Linked DNA regions of Mus musculus: region 2 is linked to region 1. The links are chromatin loops, found by intact Hi-C in ENCODE. Cell type or tissue: gastrocnemius. All regions are shown on one strand. Links, peaks and the distances in the headings refer to the core of each region. The heading gives the core; the rest is flanking DNA.

Region 1 (7,978 bases), core at 1,423-6,422:
ATGGATGAATGGATGGATGGATGGGTAGATGGGTAGATGGGTGGGTGGATGGGTGGGTGGATGGGTGGATGGATGGATGGATGGATGGATGGATGGGTAGATGGATAGATGGGTGGGTGGATGGGTGAGTAGATGGATAGATGGGATGGGTGGATGGGTGGGTAGATGGGTGGGTGGGTGGCTGGATGGATGGACAGATGGATGGATGGATGGACAGATGGACAAATGGATGGACAGATGGACAAATGGATGAATAGATGAGTAGTTGGGTGAGTGATTGAATGGACAGATGATGAATTACTAGGTAGGTGTGTGGACAGAGGACAGATAGGTGGATTCCTGGAAGTGCTGGACATGTGACATTGAAGGCAATGGCAGTTCCACCAGGGAATGAGGCCTGGGTGGTATATGAAACCCTTTGCTTGGGACTCAGCTTAGTCCTCCCACCTATATGAGATCTATCACCAGGCTCTGCCAGACCCAGTTCACACTGTTCCTGTCCTTCCCCCCACCAAGACCTGGGCTTCCTACCCTCACCCCAGTGATCTGGGGGCAGGCAGTTCTCCAAATGGGCTGCTGTATGCATGGGAGGAGGTGTGCCTCCAGACATTGTCAAATGTCCCCTGTGGGCAAAATTAGCCTGAGAACAATCTCCAGCTCCCAATTGTATGGGTCCGGAAACTGGTGCCCAGAGAAAGAGTTATTTGCCCTCAGGGTCACCATACTTGTACCCTCCAGAAAGCAGACATGACCTGTAGGACAGACAATCAGGTCTCATCACCACCAGTGATCCGGGTAGGTCTAGGAACCTCTCCCACTGCAGCTTCACCCCTACACAGACACCAAGCCCAGAGAGGTTAAGGTGTCCGCCTAGTACCACACAGCTCCTAGCCATCACAATGGCGCTGCAAAAGACAGGCTGCCCCCTCAGCAACTTGAAGGGGGATTAGCAGAAGGCATTCTGACTGATTAAAAAGACTATTGATTCCTCCCTGAGGGAAAACAAATGAAGCCATTTGTCTCCCGACAGAACCCTGATGGTCTGAGGATAGACGGCAGGTCAGAGTCAGCTTAGAGGCTCCCAGACAGAACCTAAGCGCAAACTAGAATCCAATCACCTTCAAGTCCCTAGCCAGTCCACAGCATGTTCATGTGTGCCGCCCCTTGTCACCTCCTGTCACCCTCACCTCCAGGCTGGGTGGTCCTACATAGCAACAGCATCCCGGCCTCCTCCTGTTCCACACAGTGAGACTCTGCTGGGCTCCTAAGTCAGGAGGAGCTGACCTCATGACCCCATCCCTTTGCCCCAGGATTCCTCTTCCCAGATCTCCCTCTACTCTGCTTCAAACGGGCTGGGACTCGGTTGTCTCTTACATTTGACCAGCAGCTCTATAGATACCCTGAGTGCCTGGACTTGCCTGGTGGCCATGGGGCAGCTCCATTCCGAGCCAGCAAGTTCCAATCTCATGGGATGAACAACCGATGCGGTCAAGCAATGTCACTGCAGGAACCTCCTGGCTGGCTGCAGGCTCCGTTTCTCCCTCAGAAGCCCTCCACACACATGCCAGGGCACATGCACATGTGCGCGTGCACACACATATCAAATACATTAACTAATAATTAAAAGAAAGACAAGGAAAAGTGGGCATGCCCGTGGTCCATCCCTGCTGGTCACCTGTCACCCCCCAACCCCACCTTCCAGTGTGACAAGCACAGGCCCTGCCCTGGTATGTCAGACCTTGCTCTCCAGCCCCTGTCCCACAAATTCCCACTATTCCTCTATCAGGAACACACTACTTCAACAGTTCGGAAAACTCCTACTCATGTAGCAAGACCCAGTGGGAAAAACCCCTTCCTGCAGTTAAGCTTCACCAGTACCCCAGGACTCCATCACAGGCAGCCTCCACACCAGCAGTTCTCAAATCACAGATCTCTCTCCAAAACAGACCCTGAGGCTGCCCAGTGGGGCCAGGATCTCCCTAGCCTAGTCAGGCTCCTCTAACAGGCTCTCGGAACCCTGATGACCACCAGTTGGCGTGCAGCCTCTGCTCCAACCTCCAGTCGCATCTTGGGGGATGGTACTTGACTCTGACTTTTATCTCTGAGAAAAACAACTTTCTCCACACCAGATGGAGGAAACGGACAATTTCCCGGGCATGTGTTGCTCTTCCCAGCAGTACCCGCCACCGTCTGGACTGTCCCATTAGGCCAGGACTGGAGGAGGAGGGGACAGCTCCCTTTAGGGAGCCCCTCCTACTCAGAAGGAGCTGAGCCAGGAAGTCTGGACAGAGGGTCCATGGTGCTGAGCTCTAACTAAGCAGCCTGCTTGTACTATATAATACGTTATAATATATAGTATATAATAATTATATGTAAGAGGTGCCACCTCTTCACATTCAACAGGTAGCCTTGAACGAAATCACACTCTCTCCTAGGTCTCCATCCCACCCTGTGCCCCAGCCACACACACACACACACACACACACAAACACACTATGCTCTCTCTTACCCTGGAGCAGCAGACTTCCCACCTGTCTCCCCTGGGTTCCTGAGCCCATCATCATAGACCAGTACTCAGCTAGCCAGCTGCTGCAGGCCCTGTGAGCTCTCCCAGCCTCTCCAGGATGTGTACAGCAAAACTCAGCACTCAGCAGTTTGCTGGCCCTGGAACTCTCATTCCATCCCAGTGTTCCCCACCATGGCCCCATTACACAGGCACACAAGCAGAGGCTCGGCAAGAGAAGGGAGGGTCTCACCCAAGACCACTCAGGCATCGAGCCAAGCTCAGGTCTCCCTTCAGTCAGACACCAAGATTCAGACACCGTGGCATCACCTCAGAGTCACCTGTGCCCAACACCAGCACCAAAGGCTGCAGCATCCCCACCATCCCCCCACCCTCTAGACCCCGAAACACACTCTAGGATCTGTTGCTTGTCACCAAGGTCCCCAAGCACCTTCTTCTGGTAGGTCTCATGGTTCTCGCTACTAGAGCCACAACATGACCCGAGACACTGTGTGACCCAAGACACCTGGCACTCAGTGGCTGACCTTGGCCCCATCATTCCCATACTCAATGGATAGATACTCTGAGTCTCTCTCTCATAAGCAGCATAAGCCTCCAGGGCTGTGCTGTGACCACAGCAAAACCTGCCCCATTCCTACCCAGAGATGGGCCATCTCAACCAGGGCAAAAACCAGAGCCGGCCACTGGCCACTTCATCAGCCCCAGCAGGAAGAGATCGAATGGTCTCAGAGGGAGGGGACTTATCCGAGGTCACCTAGCAATGGTGTTGTCTGCCTGAGCCCAAGTAAAGATGAGGCCTTCTCTGCCTCTCCTTCCTCACTGTGCTTGCTCTCCTCTGTACTAGCTGTCACTGGCCCAGGAGCACACAGGAAGGGGAGGGGCCTCCAGCCTCAATGGGATACCCAGCTAGCCACAGCCAGAAAGTTTCTGAGGATATACACCAAGAACCTGGGGAACGTTGATCTACCCTACTGCCTGGAACTGCCAAGCAAACTCTGGCCCCCAAGGCAGGATGTGGAGAACTGGGTTCAGGCAGTTCTTTATCTGGGAGTTCTGGATAAAGCTGGGGGGTGGGCGCAGAAGGAGAGGGTAACAGAAGTGGCAGGTTCGTGCCAGCTTTGCTCCCTATTGGCTATGTAACCTGACTGGATAAAAGTAACTCAACGTCTCGGAGCCTCATTGTCCTCATCTGTAAAATGGGGTTATGAAGACACCTGTCTCCAAGGATGACTAGAATGGCTGAAGGTAATGCTGCAGATAGAACCCTGCAGCCAGCCAATGGCATATGGATATACACTGGAGGCCTGGCAGGAACCAACTCTAATCCTGTCATGGCCCTATCGCAGAGATGAAAATGTGGGTTTCCAGAACAGGCAATGAAGGTAAGCAGATGTAATCACTTATCCCTAAGAGGGGCTTTGAAAGTCCAGTAGGGGTAAAACAGGGGCACCCCTATTTGTCATGGCTTGGGGAGGGGGGCAGGTGGCCGATGCCGTGGTCAATTAGTGTCTGCCCTGCCATTGGCTGGGCCATGAGCAGCCAGACTCACGCTGATTCGTGTGAATCACAGAGACTGAATCAGATTTTCCCTGGGAACAATGTCCTCTGAAGGTGTGATGTTCCATCTAAAGGACCTGTCGCCTGGCATCTTATTGAATCTCCTGCAGGCAAAGTGTTCACAGAGCCGTGCGTGCACGCATGAGAGCCCGTTCACCCCGAGACTCTCAACATCAGCCCTTCCCATTTGTGGCACGCCACTGCTACATCCCCCTCCCCTCTGACTCTGGCCTTCAGTAGTGAAGGGGACACTACCCACAGGGGAACCGAAGGGGTTATGACACTGGCCACGGTTGCCCGGCAATGAGCAGGAGAACCAGTCCCAGACTGTGTGACTCAGGTAGCCAGCGACTTCCACAAGCCAAACCTCTCTCCCCGTGAGCCAAATGGCCCAGTCTTTCTCCTGGCATCACAAACCCAGAGGCCTCCCAGTTGCTAGCAAGTGGTCCAGGCCCGGTCCAGGCAGGGAGTGGGCTGACGCTCGGGTGAGCGGGATCCCCGCCTACGAGGGTCCCCACCACCTGGTGGCTCACTGTGAGTCAGACAGTGAGTGACTCAGGCCTTGCTTGCTCTAAGCTGCGTAAGAAGCTGAATCAGGAGCGCCCAGGTCCAGAGAACCCTGGGCCAGGGCTCCAGGAGCCAGGGATGTGTGCTCGGGATGGACTGTCGGGGGCTGGCCCCCTTGCCCTGCCCTGCCTGGGACTGGTTATGAGGGAGTAGTTCCCACCTGCCTGACCTGACACTGCAGGCCTTCACCCTCATGTTCGATTTTTAGTGGGGAGGTGAGCCACCATCTGCAAAGATGACACATGCAAAGGGTTATATTTTGTAGTCACGGTAACCAAGGGACAGACCAGCATTTCCTGCCCAAGGTCAGGAATAACCAACATCCCAAATAAGCAACACTGTCCAGACCCTCAGAGCCTGAAATCCAAGCAGGGCTGTTAAGGGGGAGGGTTAGATTAGCACTGATGAGGGCTAGGTTAAACATCCCCTGCCAAGTGCCCTCCCACCAAGGAGAACTAAGTTCAGTACTACATACCCAATAAGGAGCACCACTTTAAACACTACCCTAATTTCCTCCCGCTGAAGAGGACTAGGTTAGACACCGCCTGACACTGTCTAACCCCACCGACTGTGGGAGGGAGATGTTTCCAACTAGGAAAGCATATCAGATCCTCGACAGCCAATAAAAACCAACTCTCCAAGAGAGGCTGTCTCTAAGCACTTGACACCTACTCTGAGGTCCCCCAAGTCCCGCAGGCAGAGTCCCCCGTTGATAACAGCAATCTCCTGGCTCCCACCCACCCAGTCTACTAGGAAACTTCAGCCTCAGCTCTGTGATCACAGCCCAAAGTCCCAGGTCCCTGGACCACAGACAGGCAACATCCCAGCTGCCAAGTTCACACATCTGGAACATAAATCTTTCAAAATATGGATTCTTGAAGTGTCCAGCTATCCTGTCGCCTAGCCTTAAATCCTACCTGTAAACTCTTAGACCCAGTTGAAGCTTCTAGACTAATTGTCTCTGAGCATGGGAATCCCTGACCTCACTCTGCTTTGACACCACCCAGTTGTGACCCCAGCTGTGATCTGAAGTGTCCCCACCCCAGCACAGAACAGCAGATGCTACCACTGACAGCAGCAGACGGTAAGGGTTGAGGAGACTCTCCCAAGGAAGAGGAGGAAAGAGGAAAGGAGGGAGGGCGGGAAGAAGGAAGGGGAGGATGGATTGTGGAGGAAAGAGGATGGAGAAGTGGAAGGAAGTTGGAGGAGAGAAGATGTAGAAAGCAGATGCTAGAGGAGGTGGGAGATGGGGGTGGAAGGATGGAAGATGGAGGAGGAGGAAGGAAAGAGGGGAACAGAAGGTGGAAGAAGGTTGAAGTAAGGAAGGGAAGGGGGTTGAAGAGGAAGCAAGGTGGAGAGGAGGATGGAGAAAGGGTGAAGATGGAGGATGGAGGGAAGAGAAGAGGGCTGACTTATACAACTCAGGACCACCTGCCAAGGATGACATCACCCCCTATGGGCTGGGCTCACTGACATCAACCATTAATCAAGAAAATGCCAGCCGGGCGTGGTGGCGCATGCCTTTAATCCCAGCACGCGGGAGGCAGAGGCAGGCGGATTTCTAAGTTCGAGGCCAACCTGGTCTACAGAGTGAGTTCCAGGATAACCAGGGCTACACAGAGAAACCCTGTCTCGAAAAACCAAAAAGAAAAAGAAAAGAAAAAAAGAAAATGCCAGCCAGGCGTAGTGCCTCACACCTCTAATCCCAGCACTCAGTTAGTAGAAGCAGGTGGCTCTCTGAGTTCAAGGCCAGCCTGCTCTATAGAGTAAGTTTCAGGATAGGCAGAGCTACACATAGAAACCCTGTCTCAAAACAAAAGAAAAAAGGAAGGAAGGAAAGAAGGATAAAGGAGAGGAGAAGAAGAAGAAAAGAAAAAGCCCCCACAGGCTTGTGTACAGGCAATCTGGATGGAGGTTTTTTTCTCAGTTGAGTCCCCTCCTTCCCAAATGCTAGCTTGTGTGAAGTTGACAAAAAAATCTAGCCAGGAAGAGCTGGAAGTGGCTGTGAGCTGCCGTGGGTCCTCTGAAGAGAATACACACTGTTAAGTGCTGAGCCATCTTTCCAGTCACCTTCACTCAGATCTACCACAGGCCCCTTCCCTCCTCCTGAGCCAGCCCCGTTGTGTCCTACTCAAACTGGACTCAGTGAGCAGAGGAGACAGGGAGGGTGAAGTCACTGGGCAGAGTGGCTGGAGGGCCTATTTACCCAACAGGTCAGCAATGTTACCTGCCCAGTCTAGTTAGGTGACAGCCTGAGTTCCAGTAGGCACTGTCCCACCGGCTGAGCATGGTTGGCCTGGCTCCCAACACTGGAAGCCAAAGCTGGAAGGTGGACTTCCCACCAGTCCCTCCTCTCCAGAGGCCCTAGGGGTCAGAGAAAAGGGCTGACACAAAGGACGCTCACGGGCCACCTCCTACATGGCACTTGAGACAGCATTGCCATGTCAGCCTAGTCAACCCTACCGGAATTAGCCTATCAGAATCAGACTCTGAGCCAAGGTGTTCCAAGGGCCAGAGCCATGGTGACCAGCCTACCAATAGAAGCCCAGAGAGGCCCAGTGACTTACTCAATGTCATACAGCATCCTGTCACCTGCCAAGATAGCCGTCTGGCCTTGTCCTGCTGTCTCCCTGGTCCTCTAGCCTTCTCTTCCTGGACAACCTCAAATACCAACCAGGCATCGTGGTATACATTTTTGATCCCAGTACTGGGACCAGACTGATCTATATAGTGAGTTCAAGGACAGCCAGGGCTACATAGAGACCTTGTCTTTAAAAGAAAGAAAGGAGAGGCTAGAGAGATGGCTTAGCAGTTAAGGGTACTGACTGCTCTTCTAGAGGTCCTGAGTTCAGATCCCAACAACCACGTGGTGGCTCACAACCATCTGTAATGGGATCCGGTATCCTCTTCTGGTGTGTGTGAAGACAGCTACAGTGTACTCATATACATAAATAAATAAATAAATAAATATTTTTCTTCAAAAAAAGGAAGGGAAGGAGGGAGGGAGGAAGGGAAGGAGGGAGGGAGGGAGGGAGGGAGGGAGGGAGGGAGGGAGGGAGGGAGGGAGGGAGGGAAGAACCTCCTGCAGTCACCTCTTCTTTAGCCTGGACCCCATATGCTCACATGCTGCATCCCCTTAAGTTTCCTTCAATGCTTTGTTAAAATTGTTCACGTGGAGTTCCTGCTCCTTGGGACAGTCTTGTCTCCCTCTGGGTCCCCCAGAGAAAATATCAAAGTGTCAGTGAATGAAATTACATAGCAGAGGTGAGCATGGTGACATACAACTTTAACCCCAGGACTCAGGAAGCAGAGACAAGTGGATCTCTGTGA
Region 2 (7,978 bases), core at 1,533-6,532, 310 kb before region 1:
AGGCCCTATTACCTACCAGGCCCCTCCTGGAGATTTCTGCCAACCCCGGGATCTGTCTCTTCTGCTTTCCTGATTTCCAAGTGGGAAGCTTCTCTGTGGGTTGGAAGGCACTTGGTGTTCAGGTTGTGGGAAGCATATAAGCAGGATGTTTTTCAGACACACAGACAAACGTACACGTGGTGGAGTGGGGGTGGGGGTGGGGAGCCCTTAAGCAGGTCCTGTCACCGTGATTATGGCGACTGCATTCCTCTAAGGGCTCCTGCATTATTTCTCTCTTTCTTTTAATTCCCTCTTTTTCCTTCGCAAGATTTTTTTTTTTTTTTTTTTTTTTTTTTGGTTTTGTAGGAAGGAGTGGGAAGAGAGGAAGTGGAAAGGAAGAGAGGTGTGAGGACGCTGTCCTCAGGCAGGCCCCCTCCCCTCTGCCTATACCTCAGTTTCATCCCCAGCTCTCATCACACGCCCTCTCTGTAATCCCCTCTGCCTGGCTTATATAATCAACTATTTTTTTTTTTTGTGCTTATAACATATTGTGTCATTCACCCCCAAACTTTATCGAAGAAAAATACCCTTTTGCTTTTTTTTCCCTTAACCCTAACACACATGTTCTATTAAACTCAGACAACTCCCACCCCCACCCCACCCCCTTTTTTTTTTTTTTAACCTGTCAAACTGTCAGGCGAGGCTGCCTCAGAAGAAGGGAAGCTCACAGAGGAGGGGTGGGGTGAGGTCGGGGAGGGGAGGGGCGGGGCAAACCTGCCTTTAAACCCCTGTTGCTTACTTGGGCAGCTGAGGACTCTTAGTTCTCTATGCCTCAGTTTCCCCTCTGAGAATTCAGATGACGTCCTCACTTGCCACCTCCCAGGGAAAGCGAGTGCAGAAAGCCCCGTTCAGCTCTGGCATTTGCCTTCATAGTGTCTTTTCCCCAAAGCGTTTTGGCATCGGAGTATTCTACCAACATTTCTTGTAGAGAAAAACAAATGTCAAAACTGCTTTTAAAAGTGTAAATCCACCAAGCATATGCTCCTTTTTTCTCGTTTGAAGCCTCCATCTCCCCTCACTTCCCCTGGGCAGGTGCTAACTTCTTTCTCCTGGCCATGAGCCTTGGCTGTGGTGTTAGCCAAAGATATAGCCGTGGCGTGGGATGGAGACCACTCACTAGGTAGGAGGAGAAGGTTGACTTGCCAAGGAGAAAGGAGGAAACTGATTTGGCTTCTACACTCTGCCCAAACACCCAGGGCGAGATCATGGTGTGGCTGGCTTAGAACAGGAAGCTGGGGGGCAGCTGGGGGAGGGAACATACCACCCAAGTTTCACCAACGCCTAGAGACAAGAACCCGCCAAGACCAAGCGGCCCTTGCGTGCTTGTGATCTAGGATGTGGCAAGGGTTTTACCAGTGGGCACTCATTGTAATTTTGGGGGTGGAGCAGAACTGGGAATCGAACCTACTGCTTCACAGGCACGCTAGGCAAGCTCTCTACCATTGGGCTACCTCTAGAGCTCAGCATTTATTGCTGTTATTGGTGACTGGACATGGGAGAAAGAAGCAAGATATGAGAGTGAGTGTCTGATGTTTCCTAAGGCTATGTGCTTGCTCTGCTTGGTTTCTTGGCCTCCATTGGTACTAGCAAAATCATGGGCCTTCCTCCCACCAGGTCAGGATAATTGCTAACTAGCTTAGGCCTACTGAACCTTCCTGGGTGGCTGGCTGTCAGCTAAGAAATTGACAGCAGCAATTCCCACATACCATGGAAATTCAAGCCCATTACTTCTTGGTCAAAGAGGCAATGACTGCAATAAACTGGCTGACCTCAGAGTGGGCAATCGTGGGCTCAAAGGCAATTTTAGAAATGGGAACCGTGTGTCACTTCACACAAACTGCAGCCCCCCCACTTCCTCCTCCCTCCGCCTTCTCCCCTCCCCCTCTCTCCCGCCCACCCCCTGCAACACATTCAAGGGTTTTCAAGTTCACGCTCTCTTTTAAACACTAGTCACTTACCATGGCTATATTTAGAATGTATGTTTTAAAAATTCTCCTGTTGTTTTATTAAAACAACACCATGCAAACCTCGAAACAACAGCATCAAAATGCCAAGATATCACCGGCCCTACTAGAGAGAGGTCCCTGACAGCCCCACTGGGCTGTCAAGCTGACTTCTGACCCAGCAATCCTGTGCTTTAGGGCAACAACAGAAATGATGGGAGAAAGGCTGATGCATCTCTGGCTGATTGCCCCGTTATCCTTCCGGTTTCCTAGAGCCATAGCAATTGTCTACGGACACACCGTGCTGCGGGCAAGTCCGAGTGGAAATGAAGCATTACAAATACCTCCCTGACTCCACAAGCGTTTTGTGAACCCCGTCAGAAGGGTGCGGGGAGCGGCTGAGGGAGATGAAAGTAAAGGGCAAGAAAGGGACAGTCAGACAGATTTCTACAGAAGCCAGTCTTTTTCCTCCTTCCCATTTCCTATTCAGGGCACGTCACGGTTCTCCTTCAAATAAATCACTAGGACGTTATGGGACCTTCATGCTCCTCCTCCTCTTCCCTTCGGCCCAGTTCAGATTTGTTTTTATTGATCTGGGCTCTGAAAGTTGGTCGTATTTATCATGTGTTTGAAAACCCTCCATCTTTTGCTCTGTGGTCACTGGGGCTGTAACATTGCTCATACCCATAACACACTCCCTGTCGGTCTCCTCTTTTTCCCCTCCCTATCCGTGCCTGAGGTTCTCGTCACTCTTGTTTGATCAACACACACACGTGTAGCCCAGAAGACTCTGTGATCACAGCCACCTTAATCTTTTTGTCATTTTTCCTTGTGTCATCAAATCCCCGTTTATCATTGGAACGCTGGCCATTTTTCAGCTCACTGGTTTCCAAGCCTGCAGAAGCGAACATTAACTCAGACAGTCACTTACCTGCCTTCAGTCCATAAGTCTATTCCTGAAACCCTAGAGGTGCTGACAGCTTCATAGAGCAAGTCACCCCGTAAAAGCACTAAAAGTTGCCAATCAAAGGGATGGTATTAACTGGGCTTGGTGGTGGTACATGCTTATAATCCTCAACACTTTGGAGGCTGAGGCAGGAGAATCACAAATTTGATATTGCCTTGGAATTCATAGTGAGTCTCTGTCTCAAAAAAAAAATCAGAAAACAAGACAAGCAAAAACCCAGTTAAAGGGATATTATTTTGAATTTTGCTGGTCAAGTAAATAATTAGAATTTTCTCATTTTAGGAAAATGTAGGCCTTCCTTGAATGAGTTTGGTTATCTATCCATCTATCTATCTATCTATCTATCTATCTATCTATCTATCTATCTATCATCTATCTATCTATCATCTATCTATCTATCTATTATCTACCTATCTACCATCTATCTATCTATCTATCTATCTATCTATCTATCTATCTATCTATCTCCATACAGGGTCTCATACTGGATACAAAGTCAATGCTGGCCTCAAACTCCCGATTTTCTGCCTTTATTTCCCCAGTGTCACGATTACAGGTAAGCACCACAGCCAGCTGGTCTCTCTTTCGTTTGTCTTGGCACTTTTGATCAAGAAAGGCCCCCAACTTTGGGCTCACCAAGTTGGCAGCAGTTCACAAAGCAATTTGGGTTTCTCCTCAGCGGGCATGTAGGTGCAAGGGAAGCAGCTTGGTTGTAAAATGCAAGCAAACTGCTTGGCATGTCTGTTACATTGAACAAAAATGTCTCTCCTCATCCCAGACATTGCTCAAAGAAGAAAAAGGGGAGGAGGAGGGGGGGAGGAGGAGGAGGAGGAGGAGGAGGAGGAGGAGGAGGAGGAGAAGAAGAAGAAGAAGAAGAAGAAGAAGAAGAAGAAGAAGAAGAAGAAGAAGAAGGAAGAAGAAGAAGAAGAAGAAGAAGAAGAAGAAGGAAGAAGAAGAAGAAGAAGAAGAAGAAGAAGAACAACAACAACAACAACAACAACAACAACAACAACAACAACCCAGACCACCATAAATCCCAGATTTTCTTTCCTAAATATGACTGTTCCAGAGTCTTTCATCACCTGTCCTTGATCTCCTGGTCAAGGTCCAAAGGCCTCACCTCAGTCCTCCTCTAGCTCTAGAATATGTCACTGAACTTGAGCTTAGTATTCAGGATGTGGCCTGAGCAGGGTTGGGCGAAATAGGATGATCCAATTACTTTCTCTGCTGCTCGCATTTGGTAATTGTGTTATACATTGCTGCTGGCTGTTCAGGAGCTAAAATACTCTAAGGGTGCAGGTGTGTTAGACAGGAAGATGGTGACGCTAGGCCCCTTCTAATGTGGGAGTTCTGAACCACAGCACAGGGCTTCACGTGGCCCTGAATATTTTATTCTGTTTGCCTCTGTTCCTTTGGCCAGCTGCCAGTCTGGTTGGCCTGCAGGCGTTTTGATTTTTCTTCCTTCTCTTCTTCCTTTTCTTCCCTTACACCTCATTTTATGAGATAGCCTTTCCCTGGGCCAGAGCACACCTGTTAGGTACGCTGTATGATCAGCGAGCCCAAGGTTCTGCCTATCTCTAATTCCTCTGTATTGTGATCACAGGCACACACAACCACACTTGACTTTTAAATGCAGGTCCTGAGGCTTGAACTCATGTCCTTGTGCCATCTTCCAAAGCCCGACTCTTTCTTCTTAAGTGAACCAAGGGACATTGAGTCTTTATTCTATGATAAATAGACATGATCTATAATGAATGGATATGGCCTTTGGAGCTGGCCACAGTGGGATTCATGTCCTGGCTCTTTCCTTAACCAGTTGTGTGACCTCAGTCAACTAGCTATCTATGAGCCCCACCCCTTTACCTAAAGCCTCCTACTGTTGATCCATTAGTCAAGATTATTTCACTATCAAGTATAAACACAATAGAATAAGCTTTCTCTCTTTTCCTCTCTCCCTCTCTTTCTTCTCTTTTTAACAGGATCTCAGGTAGCCCAGGATGGCCTCAAACTCATGAGTAGCCAAGGAAAACCTTGAACTTCTGACCCTTCTGTCTCTATCACTTGAGTGTTAGCATTAGAGGCATATGCTACCACACTTGGTTTAATTTTTTTAAATAACCTACTGACTGCAATATCCCTTCTCTCTACCCCTCCCAGTCCCCCAACCTCCCCTTCCTTCCAGATCCCTTCTCCCTGTTTCCCTTCAGAAAAGAGAAGGCCTCCCAGGAATATCAATAGAGCACGGCATAACATGTTATATAAGACTACACACAAACCCTCAAATTAAGGCTGGACAAGGCAACCCAGTGAGAAAAAGAGTCCCAGGAGCAGGCAAAAGAGTCAGAGCTAACCCCCACTCCCATTGCTAGGAGTCCCACAGGAACACCAAACTACACAACCACAGCATATATACAGGAGACCTAGCTCAGACTCTGTGGTTGTTGCTTCAGTCTCTGTGAGCCCCTATGAGCTCTGCTTAGATGATTCTGTGGGCTGTGTTCTTGTGGACCACACCCAATTGTATGTGGTGCTGAGGCTGAACCCCAGGGGATATGCTAGATAAGCCCTCTAACTAACTCCTCGTCCTTCACTGCCTCCTAAATGAAGCATTTACGACCTTGTTATTATTTTTTTCCTCTAGAATCTGTAACAAATACAAAATCCAATACCAAAGTCCAAGCAGACCATGCCTATGACCCTTTCTGTATACGCCATTGGCACTCACGTCCATAGTGCCAGCTCTTTTACGCCACACTTTGGGAGAGTGGCCGGTACTCATGGGCTTTCTTGTCTGTTTTCTCTCCTCCTGCTTTGTCTCCCTGTCCTCGTGCCCCTTTGCAAATCACTCAGTTTACTTTTCTTGTATCTGAGAGGGCTGCTGTGGCCTTCCATCTTCCCACATCTCACACTTCCGGCCAGAGGGACCGGAGACCTTTGTGGGCTGACACTTTCTGATGCGTGCTTTCTGAGGATTGTTTTCCCATTCAGAATCAGTCCCTGTCACATCATCACATGACTTCTCTTAGCCACCCAAGCCTCTCTCATCATCTTGTCAGGCCTTCAGCAGTCTCCTGCTTTCCCCCGCCCCTGCCCTCAACCTGTTTCTCAAAATTGACTTCAGAATTCCAACTACCTGAAGCAAACATGTCTTGGCAAAGTGGCTTCTTGTTCTCCAGACACCCCAGGTACCCAGTAGCCTCTGTGTCAACACCCTTCTGCTGTTTGGCTCATACCACAATGTATAGATGTGCAGGTTGCTCACTGTACAAGGGTCCCAGCCTCAGACTATGTCAGCTAAAGTCCAATCATTCCTCTTCTAATTAAGCTGTAAATCCTGGCATGGATGTGTCTGTCTAAAGTTAAGAGTTCATTTTCTTTTTTTCTTTTTCTTTTTTTCTTTTCCTCTCTTTCTTTCTTTCTCTCTTTCTTTCTTTCTTTCTTTCTTTCTTTCTTTCTTTCTTTCTTTCTTTCTTTCTTTCTTTTTTGGTTTTTTCGAGACAGGGTTTCTCTGTGTAATCCTGGCTGTCCTGGAACTCACTCTGTAGACCAGGCTGGCCTCGAACTCAGAAATTCACCTGCCTCTGCCTTGAGTGCTGGGATTAAAGGCGTGGGCCACCATGCCTGGCAAGAGTTAATTTTCTATTCAAGTGGTGGTAGCACAAGCCTTTAATCCCAGCACTCAAGGCAGAGGCAGGTGAATTTCTGAGTTCGAGGCCAGCCTGGTCTACAGAGTGAGTTCCAGGACAGCCAGGGCTACACAGAGAAACCCTGTATCGAAAAACCAAAAAAAAAAAAAAAAAAAAAAAAAAATTCCTAGTCTAAGATCAACCCAACTGTCTTACTGGGGCCTGCTCTGTCACGCTGAATAACCTCACTCTCTCTGATTCTTCTTTGAGACTTGGTGTGTCTATTCCTTGCCTGAGACTGCATAAACCTGGCCTCTTCCACAAACTCTCTGGGCAATGTGACCCTAAGAAAGTTATCCAAGCACACTAAGCCTCGGCTCCTTCTGTCCTGTGTAGCCCGAGCTGACTTCACATTCACAGTCCTCCTCCTGACTTTGCTTCTCAACACGTGGGTTACAAGTTTGTGCCACGGAGCCTAGAAGTTTGTCTGAAAGATGTGGATAAAGCCAGAATGGTGGCTCACATCTGTCATACCCAGCATTTGAGAATCCTTGGTAGGATTGCCGTGAGTTCCACCCAGAATGGGCTACAGTGTAAGGATGGGAAAGAAGCAGACGCCTTTAGTCCCAGCACTCGGGAGGCTGAGGCAGGAGGATCTCTGTGAGTTTAAGCTAGCCTAGGTGACAGAGAGAGTTCCAGGATATTGAGAACTAGACTACAAAGAGAAACCCATCTCGAAAAACATACACACACACATATATACATGATTGATAGATAGATAGATAGATAGATAGATAGATAGATAGATAGATAGATGTATACATACATAGGAAAGAAAATGACAGGACTAATAATGCCATCTTCATAGTGTTTTGGTTTGATGAAGTGAAATGTTTATCTTTACCATTCCTCGAGGTAACTGGCACAGAGCAAGGAGCATTGGGTGTTGGGACCTTTAACGCATTAACATATTTATTTTTCTCAGCAGCTAATGAGGTAAGAGTGTGGAAATGCAGCTTCTTCAGCCAGGTTGCCAGGTAAAACACAAAGTGTTCAATTAAACTTCCATTTCAGATAAGTAAGTGGTTAGTATGCACATGTTGCGAATGTTTACCCACTCCACAGTCATCTCTTAAGTGGCAGCAGGGAGTCCTGCTGAGCATGGGGGGGGCCCTTTGCTCCTCCTCTCTCTCAGCCCCTTTTTTCCAGGCTCTTCTCACCTTATACAACATCCGCCCCTGAAGCCTGGGCCGAATGCTAGCAATCAGACCAGGCAGCTGCAGAAAGGAAGTCTGTAGAATTCTTATAAAATTTTCTGCCTTCTTGGAACAGAGATCAGGGCCTTGTGCATGCCAGGCACATGGGCTGACACTGAGCCAATCTCCAGGTGTGAGAGGAGGGTT

What was found. Hi-C counts contacts between places; a loop is a spot of excess contacts. Peaks named below come from ENCODE experiments on the same cell type or tissue, not always from the same donor. Only the 100,000 strongest peaks of a DNase experiment are listed, where the experiment ranks them.
Region 2: it touches region 1 in a loop (18-fold over the local background); 1 of 42 quality-filtered maps calls a loop at or near these places.

What each region holds. Positions count from the first base shown.
Region 1 is chr15:80,300,572-80,308,549 of GRCm38, reverse strand. The region is part of intron 2 of Cacna1i (calcium channel, voltage-dependent, alpha 1I subunit); the gene reads right to left. Among named protein-coding and RNA genes, the nearest start is that of Gm31319, 15 kb to the right of the region's middle. In gastrocnemius, for the core only: no CTCF peak of the experiment used is centred there; DNase peaks (open chromatin) are centred at 2,130 and 4,011.
Region 2 is chr15:80,607,986-80,615,963 of GRCm38, reverse strand. The region is part of intron 1 of Grap2 (GRB2-related adaptor protein 2); the gene reads right to left. Among named protein-coding and RNA genes, the nearest start is that of Mir6957, 34 kb to the left of the region's middle. In gastrocnemius, for the core only: no CTCF peak of the experiment used is centred there; no DNase peak of the experiment used is centred there.